Linked DNA regions of Mus musculus: all the other regions are linked to region 5. A link is a loop called in an ENCODE intact Hi-C map of the cell type or tissue named here. Cell type or tissue: heart. All regions are shown on one strand. Region 1 has its middle 74 kb from the start of Gm15217. Region 2 has its middle 140 kb from the start of Gm34499. Region 3 has its middle 230 kb from the start of Gm34499. Region 4 has its middle 19 kb from the start of Gm34499. Region 5 holds the start of Bmp4 (bone morphogenetic protein 4). Region 6 has its middle 11 kb from the start of Rubie. Region 7 has its middle 62 kb from the start of Gm15217.

What was found. Hi-C counts contacts between places; a loop is a spot of excess contacts. Peaks named below come from ENCODE experiments on the same cell type or tissue, not always from the same donor. Only the 100,000 strongest peaks of a DNase experiment are listed, where the experiment ranks them.
Region 1: it touches region 5 in a loop (4-fold over the local background); 8 of 42 quality-filtered maps call a loop at or near these places.
Region 2: a loop joins it to region 5, with 2.0 times the contacts of the local background. A loop is called at or near these places in 4 of 42 quality-filtered maps.
Region 3: it touches region 5 in a loop (4-fold over the local background); 14 of 42 quality-filtered maps call a loop at or near these places.
Region 4: a loop joins it to region 5, with 2.3 times the contacts of the local background. A loop is called at or near these places in 5 of 42 quality-filtered maps.
Region 6: a loop joins it to region 5, with 2.3 times the contacts of the local background. A loop is called at or near these places in 8 of 42 quality-filtered maps.
Region 7: it touches region 5 in a loop (5-fold over the local background); 8 of 42 quality-filtered maps call a loop at or near these places.

What each region holds. Positions count from the first base shown.
Region 1 is chr14:46,303,173-46,307,172 of GRCm38, reverse strand. No RefSeq gene overlaps it. Among named protein-coding and RNA genes, the nearest start is that of Gm15217, 74 kb to the left of the region's middle. In heart, no CTCF peak of the experiment used is centred here; a DNase peak (open chromatin) is centred at 1,652.
Region 2 is chr14:46,074,505-46,078,504 of GRCm38, reverse strand. No RefSeq gene overlaps it. Among named protein-coding and RNA genes, the nearest start is that of Gm34499, 140 kb to the left of the region's middle. In heart, a CTCF peak has its summit at 1,586; no DNase peak of the experiment used is centred here.
Region 3 is chr14:45,992,098-45,996,097 of GRCm38, reverse strand. No RefSeq gene overlaps it. Among named protein-coding and RNA genes, the nearest start is that of Gm34499, 230 kb to the left of the region's middle. In heart, a CTCF peak has its summit at 2,247 (motif pointing left); DNase peaks (open chromatin) are centred at 2,237 and 3,907; H3K27ac peaks cover 477 bases.
Region 4 is chr14:46,238,344-46,242,343 of GRCm38, reverse strand. No RefSeq gene overlaps it. Among named protein-coding and RNA genes, the nearest start is that of Gm34499, 19 kb to the right of the region's middle. In heart, a CTCF peak has its summit at 1,575 (motif pointing left); DNase peaks (open chromatin) are centred at 1,663 and 2,103.
Region 5 is chr14:46,387,343-46,391,342 of GRCm38, reverse strand. Bmp4 (bone morphogenetic protein 4) reads left to right here and starts at 674. Exons shown (of 4, transcript NM_007554.3): 1 at 674-1,039. Gm15222 (predicted gene 15222) reads right to left here and starts at 3,865. Exons shown (of 1, transcript NR_166856.1): 1 at 2,061-3,865. RefSeq lists promoters at 1-991, 1-991, 1,042-2,999, 3,092-4,000, 3,643-4,000. In heart, a CTCF peak has its summit at 2,435; DNase peaks (open chromatin) are centred at 652, 2,552, 3,182, 3,962 and 1 weaker place; H3K4me3 peaks cover 3,653 bases; H3K27ac peaks cover 3,692 bases; H3K27me3 peaks cover 1,224 bases.
Region 6 is chr14:46,562,851-46,566,850 of GRCm38, reverse strand. No RefSeq gene overlaps it. Among named protein-coding and RNA genes, the nearest start is that of Rubie, 11 kb to the left of the region's middle. In heart, a CTCF peak has its summit at 1,656 (motif pointing right); a DNase peak (open chromatin) is centred at 1,520; H3K27ac peaks cover 809 bases.
Region 7 is chr14:46,315,526-46,319,525 of GRCm38, reverse strand. No RefSeq gene overlaps it. Among named protein-coding and RNA genes, the nearest start is that of Gm15217, 62 kb to the left of the region's middle. In heart, no CTCF peak of the experiment used is centred here; DNase peaks (open chromatin) are centred at 1,845 and 2,805.

The DNA.
Region 1 (4,000 bases), 84 kb after region 5:
TCCTGTGGCTTTGATTTTTTTTTTCTTGTTAGTTCCTATATATAAAGATTAGAAACCGCTTCTGGCTATGTGGAATTACATGCTTTTAGATGAAATCCAATCCATTGTAAAAGGCTTTGTTCAGAGCCACACTCCTTGTTGAATTTGGATGACTGGGAGAGAGACAGTAATGAACTGGGAACAGAAATTGTGTTGCTCAGTTTAAAAAAAACTGTGGCAATGATTTTTGGGAAAGACCAGGCAAACTCAACACCAGTGGGTTTATTTAAGCCTTTTAAGGAAAAAGAGGAAATACCGGGGAGATAATTAAAAGTGCAGCCCTGCCTTTGCCTCTGGAATGCTTTTGACTGTGGTCTATACATAGGCTATGCCATTACGAAGGTGGGGGATTTAAGAAGAATTTTTGGCATTTAACAAAATGATGGTTTTGTAATGATTCTTAGTATGCTCCTCTATGTAACTTGTTTAAAATAAATCTTTAGTAGTGAAAAGGGGAAATTATTTAGATCTCATGAGGGATTGGACATTGATTTCTTCCTTTTTCTTTTTTAAAAATGTAACTGGTTAAATTTTTGGAGAATTTCTGAAAACTTGTTACTTTCTCCCAAATGGTAAATTACCTGATGCTGTATGGACCAGGAGGGGCTCTGAGACAGAAGGGCGAACACAGGAGCGGGGGATGTATTTGTAAGTCAGCCACAGAGGGAACTACTGAGCATAACATTTGTTCAGAGTGGGCCGGAAATGTACGCTCCTTGTGGCTCACATCTGTGGACAAGAACTCCAGACTCTGCTGAAGGGTCACGTGGATCCAAAGGCAACAGATTCTTCAAGTGTTTGAGTTCTCTGTGTTACACCCTGGTGTCTCTTTCAACTCTTGGAAAAGGCAAAACATCCACAAAGACCCTGTTATTGTTCTTTGGAGTCACCTATGCCTGGCATATCTCCTCCTAGATGTATTTAGCAGATTTTTGTCTTGGTTTGTGTAAATGAGTTTCATCTCAAAGTAGCCATGACACTCCTGTGTCTAACCCCACTCTTAATGGATAAGCCTTACTCCTGAACTTCCTCCTTTCCCGGTCTGAGGCCTTCAAGCACTAGCTGTTCTTCTGTGTTGAACATTAGCAGTGGACGGTTCTCAGGAGTCATGCAAAGATGGGAAATGAGGTTTTTTTTTTTTTTGTTTTTTTTTTTTTATTGACTTGGCTGGGAGGTGTTCATATAGAAGGGATGCTGGGAAAAGAAAATGAGCAGACATTCTAGGGAAGTGAGGTAATTGTACTGTGCAGGAGGTGGTTCCGGAAGTTTCCGCTAAGATTGCGCTTCGGTGTTACCAAACCTGAATCTCCCAGTTTTGGACTCATTGCTATATGATAGAAAGAGCTTTATGAACATTTAGTCGTCCCCCCCTATAGACTCCTCCAATCTCCAATGAGTGTACTGACTGACTACTTGTGTTTTTAGAAAACTCTAACTAAAAAACTACAAAGAAAAAGGACCCCCTCCTCCACCCAAAAAAGATGATGGCTTCATTGAGCTAAAACCCAGATGACTCAGTGAGACCTCTGTTAAAGAGAAAGCCGGAAACACTGGGCTAAAGGGGGAGAGTTTCATATGAAATGAACTCTTAATACTTGGCAAGGAAGAAAACCATCAGCACGGAAGCTGGTAGCAGCAGGGCGAGTACAGACAAGGGAGCTGTGGGAAGAGAGACAGGGCAGTGTGCAGTCAGCCACCGCTCACACACAGCATATGCTTGCTGAGTGGAATGAAGTATCCTGTAGGCTGCAGTTGCCAAGTCTTGGGCTGGTTCCTTTTAATGTCATTTGTATTAGGCTTGAAAATTTGCTTTGAAATCACAGGAAGAAAGACTCTATATAAATGAACTGGCTATTGTTTTCACTAATATTGTTATGCCACTCTCAATCCCCAGACAACAATTGAACCTAAGCAAGTATCTGTCAATGGGGCCCAAGGTCAAGCAAGGTCATTTCTGACTATAGTCAGACTTTACGTAAACTCCTGGAATGGAAGCAAGGAACTCTAATAGTTTTTGAAGGTACACCCTTCATAAAAACACTATTTGGAGTGAGAGAATGCACGGAGAGAACATTATTCTTTTTCTTCAAAGGGATATGCTACTCTCAGATGCATATCCTTCTTCTTTTTTTTTGTCTTGGAGAAGGAGTGACTTATTCTTAGGTAGACAGGATTTCTCTCCGTCCCCTGGCTAATGCTGAATCTCAGATTCTAGGTGGGTTTTTATTCTGAATTCTGATGTTGTTAGGGGCAAAGGAGGGCTCATAACTGTTCAGTTCCATGAGGTTATGTGAGGATGGATGCAAGCTTTTAGCCCTTGTACTTAAGACTTCACAGTGAGAAGAGGAAGTACTCCACACGCCACCAGATGTGTGCCTTCCTTGTTACAATATGTCACCAGGCCTCTGTGTTTTCCATCTATTTCTATTTAAGGATTTACCCAGCCATGTTCGTTGCAGTTCAAACTGAAGTCGTGCAGACATGAAGCTTGAAATTCCTGGTGTTCCTGCATTTTGTAATAAAACAGTTATTAATTAACAAATAAGAATTCTCACACTTGGATACACCATATTGAGATGCTAAAGAGAGCTTGATAATAAAGAGGAAGAGAGGGAAAAAGAAAAAAAAAACCGAGAAAGAGAAGAGAAGAAAAGTCAAGAAAAGAAATCACCCAGTATAAACTTGTAAACAGCAAATCCCAAATTCGGGGACAATGACACTGAAGACCAGCCCAGGTCCACAAATTCTACAAGGTCCACAGCGCCACTTGCAAATGTGCTTCTTTGCGGGATATATGTTTACTAGAGGATATAGAAAGTAGCTGCAATGAGAGCCAACTTTACCCAGAGTTAATGGTGTGATGTTCAGATCTATCTGTTCAGCCACAGGCAAACTGCAGAGAGGATTGCCATGCATCTTACAGGGGCTGCTGGCTCCAGGCTCAGCATCCTTCCCTTGATGAGGTCACTCCACGGTGATGGCCCTTTCCATCAATAACTTAGGGCAGCAAAACACTTGCCCTTGCCCAGCAGAAAGGACCACATAAGATGAGAGAGGGTCTTCTCCCGCCTGTGCATATGTACTTCTGAATGATGGTCTTTTCTCAAGTAGGAGTAGTTCTGACATAGAAAGCCACACAGATGAATGTGAGCACTAATTGATACAGATACTATTTAAGGAGTCTCATCCAATACTTTTTAAGACAGGCAGGTAATATTAAGTAAGCAGCGTGATCATAATGGGCTGATAGCAAGTGGCTTCTCTCAGGGTTATCACAGAGAGAAGGAGACTCAAGCATATGCACACACACACATGCACACACACACACATGCACACACACACACATGCACGTGCACACACACATGCACACACACATGCACACGCATACACACATGCATACACACATGCACACACACATGCACACACATACACACATGCACACACACACACATGCACACGCATACACACATGCACACACACACATATACATGCACCGCTCCACATTCATATCTCTCAAGCTTCTGGTCTTACAAGAGAAGTCAGAAATTTGAGATCTTTGTGTAAAATGTTTTTACCAAAACAATTAATTTTCTTTTTAGAACATTCTGAGGACCACACAAACATATCTGTGGTATAGACTACAGCCATTTATGGTTTGTAGCTTTAGTGTGACTAAACACACAAGGCCTATATTGCTATGAGGGAAATGAATTATATTATTTTCAGTCCATATTCATGAACTCTTTTTGGCTTAGATCATTTTGATAGAGAATGGTAGTTGCTGTGAGAACTTTAATGCATTATTAGGGATTTTTTTCCTTGTCAAATGCAGCTTTCTTAGAGTAGGTTCTTGGGGTTCCTGCATTTGTTTCAAGTCCTAGAATATCCTTGGGTTACTCCTCATGCTTAATTCATCTGAATTCTAGGACAAGTGTTTGTGTCTCATGATCAATGTGAATAC
Region 2 (4,000 bases), 310 kb after region 5:
TTGGTCCTCGTCTGATCATAACATTGAGTGAAAAGGGGACCATTTCAATCAGCCATTTCTTGGCGCAAAAGTGTGTACTACAGGTTCAACCAAGAGCCCAGTCCTCCAAGTTGGCTAGCTAGAAGTGGCTCACAAGTAAAACTAATAAAACAAACACCGATGAGAGGAATTAGATAGGTAAGGTTGGCTGAAGCAGCCCTGTCATGCACACAATGCCACACAAAAGACAGGACATACCTGAACTTGACCTAGATGTATGAACGCCGGGCTGAGAACCAAGTGTCTAGTAAAGCTCTCACTAAACTCTCTGTGAGCTACCAGACTGCATGTCTAAATCCCCCATGAGTCCCTAAACTCTGGGGTAAAGTGGGGCACCGTCTTTTCCCCAGAATCAAAAGCAATTTCTGAAGTCTAGAGCGAACTCGATAAGCACTTGCTGGATTTCGTCTCGTCACATTTAAAACCACCTCAGTCCCAAGACTCCACAGATGTCTTGGTGGTAGGCTGGCACCATCTCTGCCCTTTTGCTGAGCTGAGTAGAAACTTAGTAGAGAGGAATAGGCACTCCCTGGTCCGTATAAAGCTCCTATCCGACTTCTGTGAGCCTTTGATTGCTTAGAGTGATTTCATTTCCCTGACCCCTTTACATTACTATCTAAAACCTTTAGAGCTAATTAGAAGTGGGAGGATCAAAGATGATATATTTTAAATTTGCTTCCCGCCTCACCCACTTAAAGAATCCTAAGTAGCCCATTAAGCTGGAGGCACTTGCTGACAGGAAGGGAAGCATCTGGTGAGCAAGTTCTCTTAATTACATTGAAACATACTAACAAGAATAGAGAACAGTCCTTAATGACCTCCCCTTTGGTGGCGGAATCCACTGCAGAGTGGACAGTCATGGCTCAGAGCCAAAACCTAATGGTTAGCACTGGCACAGAGCACTCAGGCTCGCTAGGACTTAATAATCTTCTCTCCACAGAGAAAGTGTTTTAAGCATCCAGAACATAAATCCTACCACCTGCATGTAACCGAGCTCCAAAATAGTTATTTAGGGCATCACTTGGAACCCTCAGTAAATCCACCTGAGTGTTACCTTCTCCGTACCTTTCTTTGCTTTTATACATATCAAATAAGACCAAAGCTTTGCATTTTGTTTCAACCAATAACAATATTTAAATGCGACTTGGCAAAGTACTGATTTAATTATTGCATACCCCAAAGGGATAAAGAAACACAAAAAATAATTATCCTCATTATGACCTGGATGGGTTAATTATTTATAATAACATTTGTAATTCCACATTCAGCTGAATCCTCCTGCCAACTCTGTCACCCGTGCAAAAAAAGCAGAGTGAAAGCTTTTCTGTCTAGGTTAGACATATTTTCAAAATATCCGCACTTCTTGTTTCATTTATCTCTGAGTTTGATAGAGATTTTTAAGTGAAGGCTGGAACGGCTTAGCAGGAAAGATCACTTACTTCTCTCCCAAAGTACCTGGGTTCAGTTCAATTCCCAACATTCACACTGGGTAGTGTACAGTGACCTGTAGCTCCCATTCCAGAGGATCAGATGCTCCCTTCTGGCCCCTGTGGGTACTGCATGCACACACATGGTACACATGAACTTATGTAGAAACATATAAAAATATGTAAGTCAATCACAAAAAAATTTAAGTGGCTTTCACAGTATGATTAAAAATTAAGATTTTAAAATTGGTATTAAAAGTTTAAAAGAAACTGGAAAAGCAAACAAGGGAAGAAAATATCTTCACACCAAGAGTAGTGCTAGTACAGAAATATGGATATGATAAATTCTTACCTGGATGTGGAGTGACAGAAGCCTGACTCTAAACTTCCCAGTAGCCCACTCAGAAGACTCATATGCCAGAGGGAGCACTCAGCACACTGAGGAGGAAGTTTAAACTCATCTCAAGCAAGTGTGCTCCCCAGTACATAAGAAATACTCAGAATGACTCTCTGTAGTAGACTCAAAATATGTATGCAAAATAAAAGGAAGGTGGGAAGGAGGGAGAAAGGAGAGAGGAAGGGAGAGAGGGGAGACAGGAATAAGGAAGAAGGGAGAAAAGGAGGGGGAAGGGAAGGAAGGAAGAAAGGAAGGGAGAGAGGAAGGAAAGGAAAGGGGGGAGGGAAGGAGGAAGAAGGAAAGGAAGGATAAATGGAGGAAGGAAAGAAGAAATTAAAAGCTCTATGACTAGGAACCCTCGTTATTAATATCCTAGAAGATAGTAGATCTGCAGTGAAGGTGAACCAGTAGCATGTTATAGTTTAATAACCCTGGGTATTAGCCAAGACACTTTCTGTAGAATTTCTTGATGTGTACTTAAGGCTTTTATATCTATATAACAGAATTCTTATAAAGGTAGGTATGTCCAAGAGATTGCACAGAAGTAACAAAATAAGGATTGTTTGTCCCTAAATCATCCCATCTGTACCCATTGGATGATGCCCAGCCGTCTTTGCAGACACATGCATCAAGCAGTTGGCTAACGGTCCTTGTAGACAGGATGTCTCCTGTTTCCATTTGAAGTTTACTCCTTATTAAAATAGAAACACTACTAATTTGTCCTACTTATTTTATCTTCCTTTTGCATACAAAGTTCCCCTAAACCGAAAAGAAGTATTAAATCACTGTTAAGAGACCTCAAAATATCTTGGTCTTCAGTGAATTTCAATGATTTGGGAGGGGGAGACTAACCTCAACTGTTTTGAAGCATTTTATTCTCCTCCCCCTCCAGCTATCATCTACACAGTCACCTCCAAATATTGTCTGAACACCCCGACACACTATCTTTGAAGTTGGCCTTGCTTGAGCAGATTTGCTGAACGCTAGGTATACACCTACCACTCAGGATTAGAAGCAGTCCATGTGACAGACTTAATCAGTCCCTTGGTTTCTCAGACACACAGCTGGTGCTGAATTCTTTCTTGCTGGTGTAATATTGTAAGCGTCTTAAAATTAAAGCTGCCATTAAATTTCCATCTTGTTCTTCAAGTAGGCTGCTTTTTTGGAAATAGCACATGTCCGCAGTTTTATGTGTTGGTGCCAAAGAGATATTTTCTTCTACATCAAATCTTTCATGTTTGGAAAGAATAGCCCAATTGAATAGAAAAGCCAGGGAAGAATCCAAGTTGTTGGATCTGGGCAATCGCCGGTTCCCTAGAATTATTGGTGAAAATAAAAATATGACCCTCCTTGGCAGGTATACGCGACAGATGCTGCATTTAAAATGAAACGGAGAAAAACATGTGGGATTTATAGAAATTCTCTCCCTGTCCAGATTGCCTGGCCTCTACGAGTCAAATGTCACTTCTGCAGCACGTCATTTGCCAGTTCTTCAGCAAAACAAACAATCTTTCTAAAAGTCTCCCTCCCAAGGATAATAATAGAGCAGGGATGTCATGATAATCAAGAGAAGGGGCCTGCAGCGGCCGCCAGATTTTTTACAGGGAAGTTGAAGAGAGGATGAGAAAACGGAACAAGAGGCAGAAACTCTGTCGAGCCACAAAAGTGAGCCTTGAATCCCAAGAGTTCCTCATCCAGGGGAGATTGCTGGTGTGGCTGGGCAGACAGAGGTTAGGTTATCAGTGAACAGACGGATAGCTACCCCACCTGTGAAGAGACCTGATGCTCTGTTCTCACCTTCTTAAGCAATAGTCAAATTCCCCGCTTCAGGCCCACAGCCATAGTCACCAGGCAAAAATGGATGTCAGAGTTTTAAATTTGCTGTGGCGGAAGTAAAGCACAGAAAAAGACATAGATTAAGCCTTTTATCCCTGATAAGGAACTCTGAGGGGCGTGTGCTTAGGGTGGGGTAGTCTAACAGCCTTATACCCCCCAGTCGTGTAGTCTCTCCTGAGCAAGTGCCCTGTCTATTCAGTCTTCCAGGTCTCTTCTGTCAAACGCCATGGTATCCTTTTATAGTCAAGCAAGAAAATGTGAATGATACTGGGCTGTGGGCAAAGTGTGTGTCACTGAGTGC
Region 3 (4,000 bases), 400 kb after region 5:
ATTTATATGAACTACATAAAAGAAACTTAGCATTGCCAGAGCTTGCCAGACAAAAGTAGCCCTTGTGATTTCCGTTCATTAACAGATTCACTCAACTTCCACTGCATGCTTTGCACCAAGACAAACGTTTTAATGGTAAGAAACTCATAATGTGCAACTCTTGCCTTATAGACAGGTTGACTCCAGTTGGGAAGATGCACAAATTTGTGCTCATGAGCGCACACACACTTCTATGTACACGTGTGATCAAGAGCCAATAGTGCTCACTGCATACAAAAGTGGCTTAGTTAGTGGCTGAGATGAAGTTGTGATCACTACTATCTTAATAGTGTAAGACGTTGTCATGGAAATTATGGGCATGATTCCAAAAGATGAAGTGATGGACAAAGATCTCATTACTCACAGGTGTATGCATCTAATTGAAAAGAAATTTGTGTTGACACTCTATTACCCTGGATAAATATTTGTATTCCTTGACATCTCTCCTCCTTTGTTTACTCTTTATTCCACACCCATCAGCTGCTTCTTTGCTCATAGTACCTGTTGCTATGATTTCTACATGTTATACCAGACATTGTAAGTAAAAAAGTGAGTCTCAATTTCTGAGACCCAAACAAGATATAGTATATGAATGGTACATTCTAATGTGTAAGTAATATAGCCTCATCCAGATAGAAAAAAAAGGAGATAGATTGATAGGTGATTGATAGATAGATGTAGAGATATAGATAAATATGGATTTTCCATAGAAATTGTATTGAGAGTTGTAAGCCCTGCCTCTTGAGAGTCAAAACAGCCTACTATAGAGCAGTCTGTCTCTGTGAATGAATGACTTAAGCTAGATAGTATCCTGGTATGCATGCTTTGTAAATAACTCTTTAACATGTTTATAAACCTACCACTCTAGCCTTTTATTTTCTGCTCCTAAACTTTAGCATTTCCCTTGTTAATTAGGCTCAGCCCTAAACAACATATTGTGTTATTAAGAAATAATTACATGAAGACAAGTAAATTAAAATCAGGTAGAAATCTCAAGGTGTCCTTGGTATGGTAGTATACACCTGCAGTGCCAGCATGAGTTAGATTAAAGAAGACGAACTCCAAGTTTGAGGCCAGCCTGGGCTACATCATGAGAGCCTGTCTCAATCCTACATCCTACACTCCCCACCCCAAAGCAACTGCAGGATGTTCACAGCATAGTTGAGATTGTTTTTGTTTTTATTCTTCTTGGGTTTTTATGGCTTATTACAGTGCAATAGTACTGTGACATGAATGCCTATGATGTGAGAGAGGTGACTAGGGTGAGGGCTAGACCGTTTGAGATGAGAGTCTTTTTCCAGAGCTCAGAAACTTTCATCTTTATCTCTAAAACATTTTGGCTTTGTTTTTCTTTACAAATCAGTAAAACGTTTTGCCTCTGTGTTAAGCCTTATTCAGGGAAATCAAGCTTGTATCTTCCTTAACAAATTGCCTGCTTTCTGTATCACAAACATAGACAACTGCTTTCATCTATCAACCCAAAATAGAAATAAAATTTACAGCCTGTTGTTCAAATTAGGCCAGCTGTGAATTCCTCTCAGCTCAGGGAGGTTTTATGGCCAACCATTCTTAAGAAATATGTGTTAATTTTACCAATTGAAATTTTATTTATGAAGAAATTCCATGTACTCAGGAGGATGGCATGGATAGGCTGGCTTTGTTGCAAATGAGTAACCCAGATCCTATAAAGATGGAAGAAGGGCCCAAGATGCCCCTTCAGTGAATGAAGCACTGGAATTTATTTTCCCACTGAGGTTAGGGATAGCCAAGACCTCATTCGGGGCCATGCGTCTATAACCTACCAAAAAGCTGGAAGACAGTCACCATTTCTGAGATAAAGCAATGATCTCTATGGTTTAAAAAGATGAAATACATAGCTAAGACTTGAGCGATTAAGCAAAGGCTACAAGAATTCATCTCTCAGCTTTACTCATTTCTGTCACTATTTTATATACACTGAAGCTGACTTCAGTAATGGAAGGCATCCACTTCCTTTATGTATGTGAATTATGTTTCTGGGGCTCTCAGCATGAGAGTGGTACAGAATTCTTGATAGGCTGAAGAGAGGGGCCACAGATTTTATAAGTGCCTTGTGCTTTTCCTCTCAGAACCTGCTTTTCACATTTCATTTCTTTCCCTGTCTTCCTCATCATTCTTTTTGTGGTCAGTCGGGTTGCCACCCAAACCCACAGTGACACCTGCTGGCTAATCAAATATGGCCCGACTTGCTGCAATCAAAGCAACCCAGGGAGTGTGTTAAACTAGCATTAACTACTACAAGATTCTTTCAAACTCAGGAAGGTGAGAAAAGCCTGAATGACTATGGTTAAGGGTTGTTTTGGAAAATCTTCCCGAGGCAGTAAACATGTAAAATGTAAAAACTGTGGGTTTCTTTCTTTTCTTTTCTTTCTTTCTTTTTTTTTCCCCCCTTTGAGAGTTTTAAGTACAACCTGGACCATGAACCAATTATTTAATTGTGAGATAGAAGTTATGCAAATAATTCATGGCAAGTCACTCTTTGTAATGTTTGCATCAGTCACATTTTTATTGCATATGGTAGCACGTAACCATCACGAAACAAAGTTCCCCAAAGAACAGAATACGCACATGGACGGTTCTTTTTTCTCTCTGACACAAAGGGTTAAGTTGTTAGACTAACACAGTCCTTCTTAGGATTCTTCACAACTTTCCCAACCTTTGAGGAAGTTTCTTTACTAAAAAATATTGATATTTGCTCAATTGTAGGGATTTTATACATGAGTAATTTTGGTGGGGTACCTTTTTGTGGATGTTTGCTTTATTTCAAGCAAATCCATTTCTGACTTGAAAGGACAAATTCTGTTTTGTTTTGTTTTGTTTTGTTTTAAAGACAACAGGGATTTTTTTTTTAATGTGGGGACATTTCTTAAAATATTGACATTTTTCATTCAAAGGTTAAACTCGAGGAAAAGCTTCTCCATACACGGGCTCATAGTTGAAACAAGAGGTTGTCCCCAAAGGCTTGTAGCAGCCGATGTGTACTGGACAGAATTCTTGGCCCTCTTCATCCTCGCTGTGTGTTCTCAAAGCCAGAACTTCATTTAAGCATGACCTTAGAAGATGAGTGATCCTCTCAGCATTTCCTGGTATTTGGGGAAAGGAATGTTTTTATTTGACTGCAGATGTCACTGGGTTTACAGGAAGGATTTGGTAACACATTCATGCCAATACTGCACTTACCCCGGATTTTTGCTCTGTAGGAAGAACACATGTCAAGGCTCACTGTTTGTTAAATGGGGAGGTTCAGTACACCAGAAGCGTCTATTATAAACATTGTGACTCCGTGCAATTTACAAAATGTTCTATCTCCATTAAACAATAAACCCTTGACCCCAGAGCTCAGTTTGGGGATTCTGTGATTCGAGAAGGTACACATAATGGATGGCGATAATAAATGAAGAGGTCAGAAGGTTAAGAAAAACTGTTTAATTATTTCTCTCTCTCGAGTGTGTGGGCTGCAGATGAAGGTGTGTTTCGTCTGCGGTCCTCCTGGAGAAACCCTGTACGGACGGGACCCACCCAGGCAGGCCAGGCCAGGCAGGGCAGGAAAGCAGGTTGCTGGCCCTCAGCTGTGTTTGTGAACTCGTCGTCTCTAGATACCCTTCCATCTCTGAAGCTTTGCAGCTTCTGCCAGGAGTCCCAGTGCCAGGCCCTGGGTTCATCATCTGTTTTCCGAAGAGTTTGGATTTGTTAGCATGAGAAATTCATTGCTCACAGTTGCTTCCCAGCTGTGGCACTGGTGAGTGCAGCCTTTTTGCCTTATTTATTTGTTGAAAACTATGTTCTGTCCTCTCTTGGAAGTTCTCTTATGTAACCAGTCCTGGATGCAAGCCCTCGGGCACTCAGTCTCAGGCCCTCAGCTTGCTTGTCAGTGAAAGACCTCCCCCTCGAGCAGACTCCTCACTTGAACTTCACAAGGTCA
Region 4 (4,000 bases), 150 kb after region 5:
ACAGCACCCACACAAACAATGCAGCACCCACCTAAATGTAGCACATTTATTCTTCCCTACACAGCAAGTGAGGGCTTCAGAATACATGTAAGAAAGACCCTTCAGGAAAAGATTCATAGCTAAACAAAACACTTCAACTGACGGCTGCTTAATTTATCTTGCCAACATTATCTGGGTACCCCTCCAGGCCAGCAATATACTGGCACTGAGATCCAGGCCTGGTATTATTCGAAGTCCATTTCATAAATAAAATCCATCTATTTGACCACCTCCTGACTTGTTTTTCTCAGGTAACTCCCAGAAGTTGTTTGCAGTTGGTTGGATTTAGAAATGAACTTGAATTTCCCTCTTAGACTTGTGTCTATGCAGGAGGAAGGTGCCAGTCACCAGTGAGCATGGTAGCCTGAGTGTTACCTCTTCTGATCTCAGAAATATGTGGCCTTTCACTAGAGTTCCTTATTGTGGATGGCCCTGGTGACCTCTGTATTTTGATGTTAATTCTGCTTTCCCAGGAGGGGTTGTCAGGAAGAGGACTGAGTCACTCAGGTGACTTCTTGTGAACCTTCCCCCAAAAGACTAAAGGGGACCAATTATGGGGCGAGTAGGCAGGACGTCCAGGTTGGATGGAGGAAGAGAGGAAGTAGGAGAGAGTTAGGAGCTTTTTGGATGGGGATAGTGAAAGGGCAAGATGTAGCTACTAGTGTCTCCCGGCTTATATGGCGAATCCACCAAGATTCCCACTGGAGGATTTAGATTTAATGTGGCTTACATGATTAGGATTCTAGTTGTTGCGCCCAGCGATTGAGTTACCATTCTTTCTGAACTAAGTTTGTGTGGCATTTTCCTTCATACTGTCATCTGACTCAGTTCAAGAGGGAAGGTATGGTGGCAAATTGTGGATTTGCCAGATGTTCACCACAAAGGCATGGGGGTTTTAAAGCATGGGGCTGGCATCATAGCGACCTGCCAGTGGGAACTTAGTGAGCCGGGTGGAGAATTTTCAGGCCAGAGAGTCTCCACAAGATAAGAATAGGCCGGGAGACCACCAGGGCTGAGAGTAGCTGGGTATATTAAGGGAACTTGCTCTCTTTTAATATTCCCCGCAACAGTTCCTATCTCTGTAACTTCCAAGGACACAAAGGCATGGCCAAGGTGGGATGCATGAGTGGCTGTCCTTGTTCTGTACGGATATGAAGCACTTCATGCTGCAGAGAAAGGAGCTGGCAGAGCCTCCATCAGTCTGTTTGCAGAAGAGCAGCTGGCTGTAGCTTCACTGCAATAAAGTGTTAGAATTAATAGCCCTCATCTGTTCCCATTTTGCTAACCCACTACATCAAGCACCACAAAATAAATACATTAATTAAATGTCCCTCTCTTGGAGGCATTTGGAAAATGGAAAAATGTTCATTTGCAGCAGGGAGGGGGGAAAAGCAGGGAATAATTACAATCTTGAAACTTCTACAGTTGGAAGAACAATAAAAAGAGTAGAAATGACTGTAAAATAGTCTGTTCTTGGCATCACTTAATTGGCCTATTTATTTTTCTGTCTCTGAAACTGTCTTTAGTGACACCTACTGATAAGAGCCAATCGGAACCGTGGTCGAATTCCTTCAGATTGGACCTGCCAACAAACTGCTCAGCCCTCCAGATGTTACCGCTTTGTGAGAAATAAGAACTCAATAAACCAGGCTCACCCTTCCTCCTGGGGTGAACACAAAGACAGTCAGATATGGAAAATCACGGCTCAGCACCGTGAACAATGCACTCAAGTGAGGGGTTGGGGCCGGTCTTATTTGTCTTGGTGGAACAGACAGCCATGGAGCCTGATGCAAGAATTTTAGTTGGCAACTGTTCAAACTCTGACTATACATTGCAATTTTTCAACCAAAGGAAACCTGGGAGCTAGGAAAAAATGGCCTTTTAACAACAGGCATGAGACACTCATGCAAAGGGTTCGGTATGTATCTCACATGATGTTATCATGTGACCGTTCGACCTTCTGTGTTTTCCAGATTTTATCCTCTTGTGTTATGTAACAGATCAGAAAGATGCAGCAGTAAACAGCCCTACGGCACTTCCGATTTGTCGATGAATAATCTCCAGTAAGCACTTGCTGTTCCGGGAATAGAACAAAATGAGCTAGAGTGAATTAGTTCTTGTCCTCAGACCAGCGTGTCCCAATCTTTCTTAATACAGGACACACTTGTGACCTTGCTGTGGGAAAAAGAAAAAGAAATAATAAAAAATTGTGTTATCATCATTTTTCCTGGGCCAGCCCCTATCCAGCTGTCTATTCATGCAAACCTTCTTACCTTCCCTGTCTGCAGCCAAACTTGCTGAGAATACCTGATGTAGGGTCATCCAAGTACAAGATGGGAGGCCATTTTCTCATTACATAGTCCCTAGGAAGCCTTTGGCAGGCTAATATGCAGTGTATATAATGGATATTGGCGAGTTAAATGTTTATAGTATTTAATTCACTGGTTTAGTCTCATATAAATGTTTAACATTGTATCTAATATGTAATAAAATTTTTTTTGAATTCACATCTAACAAGGTCATCTTATTTGAACTTGTATTTGTGGCTGTGGCCATACCAGCTTGAATGTGCCTAATCTCACGTGAACTTACGTCTTGAATCTGGGGACATTCAGGAAGCAGCTGAGCCTTTGCCATCACTTAAGCTATCTCCCTAGCTGCTCAGTCTAGCATTCTAGAGAGAATTGCCTTTACCAATAGTTCATGTTTTTAATCTGAGTGTGGGAGACAGGACTTTTAATTTCAGCCTTACCTTCCAATTTGTATATCATTTAGATGCTAATTTATTAGAAGTAGGAACACACAGTGTTCTAGAATGTATGTAGGACAAATATTGAAAGTCTTGCTAATGGGTCACAGAACATGTAAAATTGACAATACTGAAGGATAACAACAAAATAAATGATGACTTTTTTTTTAAAGTCAACTACCATGGCTGGGCAGATTGCTTTGTGGGTAAAGACCTTGTTATAGTGAGAGGACCTAATTTTAAACCTCCCAGACCCAAAGGAGAAGCTGAGATTAGTAGCTTCACCTGTTATTCCAGTGCTTCTATAGCAAGGAACTGGGTGGGCACAGGAGAACCTTGAGGCTGGGAAACAGCAAATGGATTCTGTCTTATATGATGTAGAAGTTGAGGTTCAACATCTACTGTGGTTCTCCACCCTGTACTGTGTACTGTGGACATATGTGTGACCCTAAAGGGGGGGGGGAGGAAGGGAAGGAGGCAAGGAGTGGGGAGGGAGGGAGAGAGAGAGAGAGAACGCGCACACACACACACACACACACACACACACACACACACACACACACACACACACTGTCCTCAGAGGAAGTAAAGTAGGTGCAGAGATGTAATTGGATAGGAATAATCTCAAATGTTCTATAACATTGGGGAAAATATGGCTGATGGCAATCAGTTGAGAATTTGCATAAAGAAATGGTATGCCTGAGATGGTACATATGGGAGCATCCTTTATCTGATCATCATACACTGTATGCATATATTAAAATGCCACATCCCCAAATCTGCAAAACTGTCCACGATTACTGTGTGTCAGCTGACTTTTGTAGGCTTCCAAGTTAGAATTATTTGAGATTCAGTTTAGTGAGTCTTCAACCAGTGGTGTTCATTACTCTGAATAATATGGATATTGAGGAAGTATTCTTGTGGCTTGAGATGCTTGTCATGGAGCCTATATAAAGTGACCCTCTAAAGAGTAAAGGTTTAGGGAGACTTTCCCTGAGCCAGATACAGAGCATAGGATGGCCCTGCCTCCCCCTGCTATGCCTACACACACTGTCTCCACTCTGCACTTCTCCACTTTGAATCTGGAGGAGGGAAACAGTTTCTCTTGAAGATGACTGCCTTGCACTTGAAATGCTGTAGACGTCAAGAAGTGCATTAGATGGGGAGAGCTTCGGACAGTGGTTCTCTGCCTTCCTAATGCTGCGTGCAACC
Region 5 (4,000 bases):
CTAATTGTCTTACAAGGCCTAGGCCTGTTTGCCTGCCAAGTGCCTGCAAACTACCTCTGTGCACTTGAAATGTTAGACCTGGGGGATCGATGGAGGGCACCCAGTTTAAGGGGGGTTGGTGCAATTCTCAAATGTCCACAAGAAACATCTCACAAAAACTTTTTTGGGGGGAAAGTCACCTCCTAATAGTTGAAGAGGTATCTCCTTCGGGCACACAGCCCTGCTCACAGCCTGTTTCAACGTTTGGGAATCCTTTAACAGTTTACGGAAGGCCACCCTTTAAACCAATCCAACAGCTCCCTTCTCCATAACCTGATTTTAGAGGTGTTTCATTATCTCTAATTACTCGGGGTAAATGGTGATTACTCAGTGTTTTAATCATCAGTTTGGGCAGCAGTTATTCTAAACTCAGGGAAGCCCAGACTCCCATGGGTATTTTTGGAAGGTACAGAGACTAGTTGGTGCATGCTTTCTAGTACCTCTTGCACGTGGTCCCCAGGTGAGCCCCGGCTGCTTCCCGAGCTGGAGGCATCGGTCCCAGCCAAGGTGGCAACTGAGGGCTGGGGAGCTGTGCAATCTTCCGGACCCGGGCCTTGCCAGGCGAGGCGAGGCCCCGTGGCTGGATGGGAGGATGTGGGCGGGGCTCCCATCCCCAGAAGGGGAGGCGATTAAGGGAGGAGGGAAGAAGGGAGGGGCCGCTGGGGGGAAAGACTGGGGAGGAAGGGAAGAAAGAGAGGGAGGGAAAAGAGAAGGAAGGAGTAGATGTGAGAGGGTGGTGCTGGAGGGTGGGAAGGCAAGAGCGCGAGGCCTGGCCCGGAAGCTAGGTGAGTTCGGCATCCGAGCTGAGAGACCCCAGCCTAAGACGCCGCTGCGCTGCAACCCAGCCTGAGTATCTGGTCTCCGTCCCTGATGGGATTCTCGTCTAAACCGTCTTGGAGCCTGCAGCGATCCAGTCTCTGGCCCTCGACCAGGTTCATTGCAGCTTTCTAGAGGTCCCCAGAAGCAGCTGCTGGCGAGCCCGCTTCTGCAGGAACCAATGGTGAGCAGGGCAACCTGGAGAGGGGCGCTATTCTGAGGATTCGAGGTGCACCCGTAGTAGAAGCTGGGGATGGGGCTCAGGCTGTAACCGAGGCAAAAGTTGGCCTATTCCTCCTTCCTTCTCCAACAGTGTTGGAGGTGGGATGATGGAGGCTAAAAGGCACCTCCATATATGTTACTGCGTCTATCCAACCTACTTTAGGGAGGTGCGGGCCAGGAGAGGCGGGAAGGAGAGAAGGCCTTGGAAGAGAGGTCATTGGGAAGAACTGTGGGGTTTGGTGGGTTTGCTTCCACTTAGACTATAAGAGTGGGAGAGGAGGGAGTCAACTCTAAGTTTCAACACCAGTGGGGGACTGAGGACTGCTTCATTAGGAGAGAGAACCTAGCCAGAGCTAGCTTTGCAAAAGAGGCTGTAGTCCTGCTTTGCTCTAAAGCGCGACCCGGGATAGAGAGGCTTCCTTGAGCGGGGTGTCACCTAATCTTGTCCCCAACGCACCCCCTCCCAGCCCCTGAGAGCTAGCGAACTGTAGGTACAGAACTCGCTCCCATCTCCAGGAGCTATTTTCTTAGACATGGGCACCCATGCATTCTGCCTTCTGGTACTCTCCCCTCCCTGGGAAGGGGTGTAAGGTTCGACGGACCGTGGCCAGGATGCCGAAAGGCTACCTGTGCGGGTCTTCTGCCATGCTGTGTCTGTGCGGACATGCCAGCAGGGCTAATGAGGAGCTTGCGATACTCCAAAGGGTTCGGGAATTGCGGGGTCCTTACACGCAGTGGAGTTGGGCCCCGGGGACTCAGAAGGTTTCCCGCCACGGCTTTGGTTGATAGTTTTTTTAGTATCCTGGTTTATGAACTGAAGGTTTTGTGAGATGTTGAATCACTAGCAGGGTCATATTTGGCAAACCGAGGCTACTATTAAATTTTGGTTTTAGAAGAAGATTCTGGGGAGAAAGTGAAGGGTAACTGCCTCCAGGAGCTGTATCAACCCCATTAAGAAAAAAAAAAATACCAGGAGATGAAAATTTACTTTGATCTGTATTTTTTAATTAAAAAAAATCAGGGAAGAAAGGAGTGATTAGAAAGGGATCCTTGTGAAGTTGAAATTGAAACAAGTCCTTCGTCTATTTACTGGGCTTTAACGTCGAGAGCGCTCCACACACCGCCAAAGGCACAGGATTGTCCGGGGATCCTGAGCGTCGGCGGTTCCACGGTGCCCTCGCTCCGCGTGCGCCAGTCGCTAGCATATCGCCATCTCTTTCCCCCTTAAAAGCAAATAAACAAATCAACAATAAGCCCTTTGCCCTTTCCAGCGCTTTCCCAGTTATTCCCAGCGGCGACGCTGGTCGGGGAATAGAGAAATCGTCTCAGAAAGCTGCGCTGATGGTGGTGAGAGCGGACTGTCGCTCAGGGGCGCCCGCGGTCTCTGCACCCAGGGCAGCAGTGTGGGATGGCGCTGGGCAGCCACCGCCGCCAGGAAGGACGTGACTCTCCATCCTTTACACTTCTTTCTCAAAGGTTTCCCGAAAGTGCCCCCCGCCTCGAAAACTGGGGCCGGTGCGGGGGGGGGGGAGAGGTTAGGTTGAAAACCAGCTGGACACGTCGAGTTCCTAAGTGAGGCAAAGAGGCGGGGTGGAGCGGGCTCTGGAGCGGGGGAGTCCTGGGACTCCGGTCCTCGGATGGACCCCGTGCAAAGACCTGTTGGAACAAGAGTTGCGCTTCCGAGGTTAGAACAGGCCAGGCATCTTAGGATAGTCAGGTCACCCCCCCCCCCAACCCCACCCGAGTTGTGTTGGTGAATTTCTTGGAGGAATCTTAGCCGCGATTCTGTAGCTGGTGCAAAAGGAGGAAAGGGGTGGGGGAAGGAAGTGGCGCGCGCGGGGGTGGCGGTGGGGGTGGAGGTGGTTTAAAAAGTAAGCCAAGCCAGAGGGAGAGGTCGAGTGCAGGCCGAAAGCTGTTCTCGGGTTTGTAGACGCTTGGGATCGCGCTTGGGGTCTCCTTTCCGTGCCGGGTAGGAGTTGTAAAGCCTTTGCAACTCTGAGATCTGAAAAAAAATGTGATGCGCTCTTTCTTTGGCGACGCCTGTTTTGGAATCTGTCCGGAGTTAGAAGCTCAGACGTCCACCCCCCACCCCCCGCCCACCCCCTCTGCCTTGAATGGCACCGCCGACCGGTTTCTGAAGGATCTGCTTGGCTGGAGCGGACGCTGAGGTTGGCAGACACGGTGCGGGGACTCTGGCGGGGCTACTAGACAGTACTTCAGAAGCCGCTCCTTCTAACTTTCCCACACCGCTCAAACCCCGACACCCCCGCGGCGGACTGAGTTGGCGACGGGGTCAGAGTCTTCTGGCTGGAAGTTAGATCCGCTAGGGGTCGGCTGCCTGTCGCTAGAAGCATTATTTGGCCTCTCGGAGACCCTGTGGAGGAAGTGCTGGAGTGTGCGAGTGTGTTTGCGTGTGTGTGTGTGTGTGTGTGTGTGTGTGTGTGTGTGTGTGTGCGCGCGCGCGCGCGCGCGCCCTTGGAGGGTCCCTATGCGCTTTCCTTTTCATGGAACGCTGTCGTGAGGCTTTGGTAAACTGTCTTTTCGGTTCCTCTCTCGGCTGCACTTAAGCTTTGTCGGCGCTGTAAAGAGACGCGTCTTCAAGTGCACCCTGATCCTCAGGCTTCAGATAACCCGTCCCCGAACCTGGCCAGATGCATTGCACTGCGCGCCGCAGGTAGAGACGTGCCCCACGTCCCCTGCGTGCAGCGACTACGACCGAGAGCCGCGCCAGTGGCTGGTGTCCCGCCGAGAGTTCCTCAGAGCAGGCGGGGACAACTCCCAGACGGCTGGGGCTCCAGCTGCGGGCGCGGAGGTTGGCCTCGCTCGCAGGGGCTGGACCCAGCCGGGGTGGGAGGATGGAGGAGGGGCGGGCGGGCTCTTCGGTGAGTGGGGCGGGGCCTCTGGGTCCACGTGACTCCTAGGG
Region 6 (4,000 bases), 180 kb before region 5:
CTGTACCACAGCCATCCCTTCTGGGTGGGACCCCGAGCTGCTTAGATTGTTTCTTTCTGCAAACATTCAAAGACTTTCTTCCTTAGGTTATTGCCTGTTTTAAAGGTGGGGGGGGGGTCGGACCTAAACCTAGCTTTCTCTTTAGTCACCACTGCTGCTGTTTTGGTTCATCATTCCTAGCATAATCTGAATAATGTGAGGTCTAGATGTGCTCGAGATGTGTAGAAAGAAGGAAACTGATCTATCAAAGCAGGTTCACAGAGACCTCATCTGATTCTCTAGGTGTTGATTCATATTAAGGTGGAAAGTCATTTAATTGCCAGGAGGAGGGGTTGGTTGGAGCTTTCCCAAGTGAAGAGAAAGTATTTTGAGGTTTATATGCATTTAAGAAAGAAAGAATGAATAAATGAATGAAAGAAGGAAAGAGAGAGTGAGAGAAAGAAAGGAAGGAAGGAAGGAAGAAAGAAAAGATTTCTGAATTTGGTGAAAGGTAAGAAAATGCAAGGAACAAATTTACCCTTTTAGACAGTGAGAGAGCACACGCAAACAGAACTGAAAGGAAAATGTGTGAGAGAGAGAAGGATGAATCCGGTCATCTCTACTGTCTGATTGAAATTTCACAAGTTAGTCTTTGTATGCCAGGGGATGAAAAAGGAAGGAAACATAGCTGCCCCAAAGAAACGTCATGCTGATAAGTACAGAAAATTTTCTTTAGAAATTACTAGTTATCACCTAAATCTTGCAAACATTTTGGCAAACAATCTACATTTCTGAAATTGTCCTCCCTGATACAGTGACTGTCAGGCTGTGGTGGGCCAGTGCCCTTCCCAGACCTTTTTGATTCCTAACATGGACAGATTTCCACCTTATACTTACAGTTACTGTAGAGGGCATGCTACAGCATTGCATTTTTGTAGTGTGATGTCAGAATCCTAGAGACACAGAGTCAGTATTGAACTGCTATCCTGATTTTCATACTTTCTAACCCAAGATAATGACCCCATGGTTATCCTGGAGGATCTCTGGACATTTGTTCTCCTCAGTGAGGCTTGTAGCAATGTGCTGGGTCATCCCCAGGAGTTGTGAATTCTAGGGGTTACATTTTCTCCCATCTTTTGTCTGACTGATGCCTGAGATGCAAATGGTGGGCTATAGTAAAACTGGAGAATGGTGGGAAACCTTACTTCAAGGTTGAAAAAACTTGTCAGGAAGAAGAGGAAGAGGAAGAGGAAGAGGAAGAGGAGGAGGAGGAGGAGGAAGAAGAAGAAGAAGAAGAAGAAGAAGAAGAAGAAGAAGAAGAAGAAGAAGAAGAAGAAGAAGAAGAAGAAGAAGAAGAAGCAGCCCAAGACGATGGTTATGAAACAGCGAATTTTGGAAACTTCTAAGGCATTGTCCTGATGCTCTCTCTATATATCCCTAGAGCCCTGCTGATGGAATCTAGCAGCACCGTTTTTGTTTCACATTCCTTCTAAACTAGTTGCATCCAGGAGATTCTGCCAGGTCTCGCTGAGCTTCCAGGAATCCATGGTTTGCTTGGCTCTTGGATTCTTCTTAACTTTAAGGAGTGTGCTTTCTCTTCTGACTTTGCTAGTAAGTCATGATGGACTTCAATAAAATCTGGACAAGGAGCCCTAACAGCCACGAAATGCTTCCTATAACCAGCAGGTGGCACTGTGGATACTACAGTGGTGAAAACTGGGATGTAGGCAGCAAAGATAGGGTGGGGGGCTGGAAGGATTAGGTAATGCAGGTGAACCTACCGAATTTGGGATTAACAGGCCATTTTAGACAGCTCTAAGCAGCCCTGGGCTTGCAAAGCTCCTTCCCTCCTTCTCTCCCTCCCTCTCTCTGTTCCCGCCCTCTCTCTGTTCTCTCTCCTCCTTCTCCCTCTTTCCTCCTCTTTTCCCTCTCTCTCCTCCCTCTTTCTCGTTCTCCCTGTCTCTCCCATCTCCTTGTCTCCCCCATATCCTGTCTCCTTCCCTCTCTCCTCCTCTCCCTCCCCCTTCTCCCATTTTCTTTCCACTGGCACCAAACGATGGCTACTTAAACTTTCCTTGCTGTGTCTGCTGCTGTTCCAGGTTGAGAAACAGACTCAGGAAGATGTAGTGAATTTTATATCAACATCTACTCACATTATGAGACCACAGTGTGTAAATTCAAGGATGGTGTGTAGAATAGGTTACACTCTATGCTCATGACCCATTGTCCCACTAGGGACACAGGTTATTTTGGTTTATTTAGTTATATCAAGGAGATCAGGACATTTCCCTGATCTCTACTTGTCTCAGTACTCTCTGTCATGTGTGGCTTGTTTCTTTAGAAATTTATTGGAGAGAGAATTATGTAAATCAATTTTTAGAAGATACCCCTTCTCTGAATAAATTTTCGTACTTTTCAAAGTTCACGAGGTAGTTGAATTGAACAGAGATGGCCACAACTATTCGCTCCAAGACACCAGCAAAGGCACAAGGCTTATGGGATTCTCTTTGAAGGAAGGAACTTGTAATCAGAAACAACTTTCTCTGTAGCTTAGACCAGGGGCCAAGGAAGGCCCTAAAGAGGAAATGTAATTGCTCTCAATATGGCTTGCAACATGGAGGACTCTTGGGAACACCAGCCCTACCATCAGAAACATGGCCTCCTCTGCATGGATGAGCTGTGTTCTAGGGCTTGGTGGTTGCATTACCATTTTCTGCTTGCAGCAGTAGAAAGCAATTTTTTTCCCAATGGAGTTGGAGCCCATCTTTCTAAGAAGAACCAAAGGGGTTGGAGTCTGAAGGTGTTGGAGCCATCTTTCCAGGGGAGCACTGAAGGGGTTGTGGGTCCAGGGAGAATTGCTTCTGTCATCAGCGGTTGGTCTTTTTGTTATGGGAAAGCCAAAGGACTACAGAGAAAGGGATGAAGAACCACAAAACTGGATTTAGAACAAGGGGACAGAAGTCACTATGTAAAGGTCGGGGTCTTGGGGACCAGTTTCTATAGTCCGAGTGTCTCTCCAGTGTCCAGAATCGTACACATTTCTGCCATCCCCGTGCTGTGGGAACTGAGGCAGGCAGCTTGAGAGCTGCTCAGGAAGGATGTTTTGGACGGTCACTCTGTGTGACTGGACAGTTTGACCTACTAAGGGGACCTTGGAATGGAAACTGGTTTGCTATCTATCAACAAATAGGGCTGCTTCTGACTACTTCAGCAAGCTTCTCTCCAGCTTCTTGGACACCTTGCCCTCCTTGAGCCCAAAGCCTGGGCAGCCCTCGAGCTGCAAAGTGGAGCAAAAGTTCCCTGTCACTTCCTCTTCTGAAGGTTATGTCTGCAGACACTGGCTCCCATACCCCATAATTACTTTTTCACATTTTTTAATATAGTAACACATGGTTGGGCTTGTGGTACAGGGACCAAGTGATACCTCCAGGCCATGAACGCTATAAATAACTCCAGGGATCATTTTATATGGTTAGGGAAGGAAACTGCTTCTCTCTTAAGAAGTTGTTCCAAGAGGTAGGACTTGGGGACCAATGACTTATATTTTCAAGAGCCCCTTGCCATTTCTATTTCTCTATATAGCTCAGAGATCCTATCAGTATCAATGTATTGGCTTGTCAGTCAGTCTTATATCATGTTTTGGTGTAAAGTGGTTCTTGAGGGCATTTTTGTCACACATAGAGAGAGGCAATTATGTGGGTTAAGCTGTGAACTCCTGTCTCCTGAAGGAGGGCTCCTAGTGGGTACTCAGGGCTGGCATGTCGCTGGGTAAACCCCTCACTTGAGTCAACACTTGAGTAGACAGTAGCACCTTGTGCCACTGACCAAACAACAATAACAACAAACAAACAAACAACCCCCCAAAAACCAAAACAGTATACCACCCAAGGCAGTCTGATCTTTGAGCTTCCTGAGAAGAACAATTGAGAATATTTCTTGTGTTTCAGCAACTTCAGCACACATTGGCCCTTTTTTTCTTCTTAAGTTACCTTAGTTCACTTAAAATAAAACTAAGGTAGAG
Region 7 (4,000 bases), 72 kb after region 5:
TGACCATAAACTAAGCAAAGCAACTTGAAAAGTTAGCTAAACATTATGTGACTTGAAGATCTGCTTAGGCTTTTAAATATCTTTATAATTTTAGAAGAGGCAAATTGTGGTTGGCATGAAAATGGAATCTAGAAAATATATTTTTATATTGTTCAAATAATGTTTATAATAAAGGCATATATATTAGAGTGCTTTCATATTTTATGAGCGATCTGTGATTATAAAAAATTTATCAATATGGCAAAGACATCTCATATTGGTTTGACTTATCTCTTTATAATTAATCAAATAGGTGGATATATCATATAACCACACTGCACAAAACATTAATGGCATGCTTTTAAAATTGGTGGCAAAAGTGAATGAAAAGTTAAATCATGGCTGCTTCACACTGTCTAACATTCATATCATTGCTTCACTTACGGAGAATTACAAAATTATGATTAAACTGCTATGAGTGATTTCAATTACTCAGAATTACATAACAAAATCTACTCATTCAGATTGCTTCCTTAGGAGCATAGAACAGTTATTTGTGCTTTAGTTCATGACATTTGAAACTTCTTTGTTCGAGTGCCTTGTGGATCACAAGGCTGTAATTTTTCAAAGCCATTTACAGCCATTGCTTCACTCGCTGTTTACATGGCAGAAGCCTCCTGTATTTTCACTTCCCTTGCATAGCATAGGTGCTAAGATGCCGGTGATTGGAAAAACCCCGATCGAAGCAAAGGCTAAAGTTGCCTGAGACTATACTGTCTCATCAGCTTCCCACACAGCCCACAGGCGCTTGCTCTTCCTAGGCCGTGCTCCTGTTTTGCTTGAAGATGTATTTTTGTGTTTATCTGATAGGGATCTTTTTTATCTCCCACTGATGCTCTGTAAGAGGAGGGACCAGTCTATGTTTGGTTACATTTTTTTTGTGTGTGTATATATTCATGTGTATATGTGAACATGTGTTTTGGGGGGCTATGTTGAATGTCTTGTTTTTTATTTTTGAGTGTTTTTGTTTGTTTGTTTTGTCTTGTCTTGTCTTTGTATTTTGGTTTTGTTTTCAAGACACAGTTTCTCTGTATAGCCCTGGCTGTCCTGGAACTCACTATGTAGACCAGGCTGGACTCGAACTTACAGAGATTCACTTGCCTCTGCCTCCTGCATGCTGGGGTTTAAGGTGTTGAATGGCTTCCTCAGTTGCTCACCACCTTACTTTTGGAAGGCTTTGGTTGTGCAGCCTTGTCTGAGGTGGTGTGTCACTGATGGTAGGCTTTAAGATTTCAAAAGCCCATGTCAGTCCCAGCACCCACTCCAACCCCTTCAACTTTTGGATAAGGTATAAGCTCTTAGCTACTGATCCAGTGTCATAGCTCCCTGCTTGCTGCCATGTTCCCCACCTCAATTCTCATTGAAACAACCACAATATATTTCCATGCTGACATCTTGATCCAGGCTAGGCCTCATCAGACACTATTTTGCCTTGAGAAATACTGCCCGACTAACACACAGTCCCTGAATCAAAGCTTAGAAATTAGTCCCAGCTACAGCTTTCTCTGAGCTGAAGCGACGGGATTTGTTGCGTCAGCAGCTGCTGCAGCGACATTGTGCCTTCTCTTGTGTGTCTGCGACTTTCGTGGCATCCCCCCTCTTCCCCCCCCCACCCCCGGTTGGGGGAGGGGACTTTTGTTTATGCATGAAGCACCACTTTCAGTTAGAGTCATGATTATGTGACTTTTGGTATTTGCCCTGTCCTCACTCTGGGCCAACACAAATATGTTATCACACTCGGCCTTCCTTAGCATAAGAATGACTTTGGAAGGCCACAAGATTTTCTAATAAACAATAATGAGGGAAATGGGAGCACCTGCAAAAGGAAGGAAAGCCTCCAACTGCAGATTCGGAGATAAGACATAACAAAGCCATCCACGGTCTTGTGAAGCGCTGGTCTCGTCCAAGAATGTGGAATGCTAGGAGCACTTGTGTGGAATTCCCTGTAGCCAGCTTGTTCCAACACAAGCAATCGGAGCCAGCCAACCCAGGAGCGTTGTCTGCCTCACGGTCACTGAATGAACCCCCAGACATCCAGTAAGGGAGAATCTGCCCAGGAAGGAGAGAGGGGACAAGTTCCTGGCACCTTAAACTTGGTATTAAACTCCAGTGGGTAATGGTGGGAAGAGCCGCTCCCAACCATTCTCCCTTACTGTTCCCGGGTAACCCGAAGCAATCCGCTGATTCTTACAGCCTCAGTCTGACTATTAGAGGCCTGTCTCTGAAGCTTGTTGTTGGGTTTGGGGAGAAAGAGGGTCCCGCTTTTTCCAACTCTTCAAACTTCACTTGCACGTTAATGTTTACCATCCTCATTTTAACCTTCTGAAAATAGTCCAGCCAGACCAGGGGATCTTCAGGTTGATTTTATTGCCCAAATTTTATTTCTCTACTCTTAAGGAAATTTAAACTTTTCCTAAAAGCCTAGGCTGACACTGTCTAGATTTTGTTCTCTTCTTTCACTCTTTGCAGAAATAACTTGTTCAGCAGCTTGGATGTGGCTTAGGGTAGAGTACTGGCCTAAGTGTGGTCAGTGGACGGACACTTGACCCTACTCTGGGGCATAAGATGGGCGGGGAATGTACTCCAGAGTCAGATCGAGCTAGGTTCAGATGGCTTGCATCTTCAGACATCTTGAGCAAGTTTCTTCAACTTTCCAAGTCTTGCTTTCTTCATCTGAGGGAGAAGAGACAATTGCTCTGCTTTTCCCAGTTCTTCCCTTTCCGCTTTCCCTGCCTTCTTCCTCCATCTCCCTTTGGCTCTGCGCCTGCCTGTCCCACCCTCTTCTGTTCCTTTAGTGTGTGGGTAACATTCAGTTCACAGGGATCAAGGGTCTGACTACCTGAGTTTCTGTTTCCCCTGCCTTCTGGCTTCTGTCTCCTTTTGTGACCTCCGAGGCAAGGTCAGAGGACCTGTGTCACTTGGCATGAGGACATTCTGCTAGTTTTTTATAGATTAAATTAGAAGATTCCATCTGTACAGGGCTGCTCAGAGTGAGAAACACTGGATTTCATGCTCCAAAATGAATGTAACAAAATTCAGTCTTTTTAAAAAAAATCAACCTGGGCTTAAGCAGTGGTGATCTTAGATTCACTAAGTGTCTTAGAATGGTCTCCTTTCAGGGATTCTCCTCTCCACTATTATTGAGGAAAGACTGGGGAACTGGAAAGAGGGAAGTGGAGAGACAAAGAGCAAAGAAAGGGGTAAAGAAAATATCTAATAAAAAGTGCATATACAAAAAAAAACACAAAAAACAAAATCCAAGAAAGAGTGTGAATGTGTGTGTGTAAATAGGTGGTTGGCATAATTTGGAAATGACTAATAAGTTACATTTTAGGAGAGGGTTTTATCAGGTTTGTGAAAGTCAAACTCTGCCTATTTTATGCTGAACTTCAATCACAAAGAAGACAAGAGGGTAGAGTTCTATCCATAGGCATGGGTGTCGAAATCAACATAGTCTCACACAGCTGCAGCAATTGCCACGCACCTTAAGTGCCTGCCCCTGCCCCTGCCCCTGCCACTTGCTGTCTTGGCCTAGCACAGCAAATTGAGAAACGGGTTCCTCATAGATGCTGTGACAGAAGGGTCTGTGCCCACTTTCTTGTGGGGGGGTGGGGAGGGGAAGCAAAATGACTCAGGTGGAGTGTGGCATTCTGAAAAGGGGAGGGGAAATGAGCACCCTGTTTTAGGGATAAGTTAGGGACTAGGATGAGGGACACAGAGTGGAGAAGACAAGACCACTGAAGCGAGCAGGAAAGGAAAAATTGCTGCATTGTAGGGGAACAGATCTGACATGAGCATTAAAGGGTGTGATGATGTCATTCTTAGCAAAAGTCCCCTCGCACCCGTTAATGCTTAAGCTCTGAAGAGGTGGACTGGAGTAATTCAGCTGGACACAGCCACTGAGTGCAAACGGCTTCCTAGATTTCCCCATATGTGTTTCTGTCTTAAACTATTGATAGCT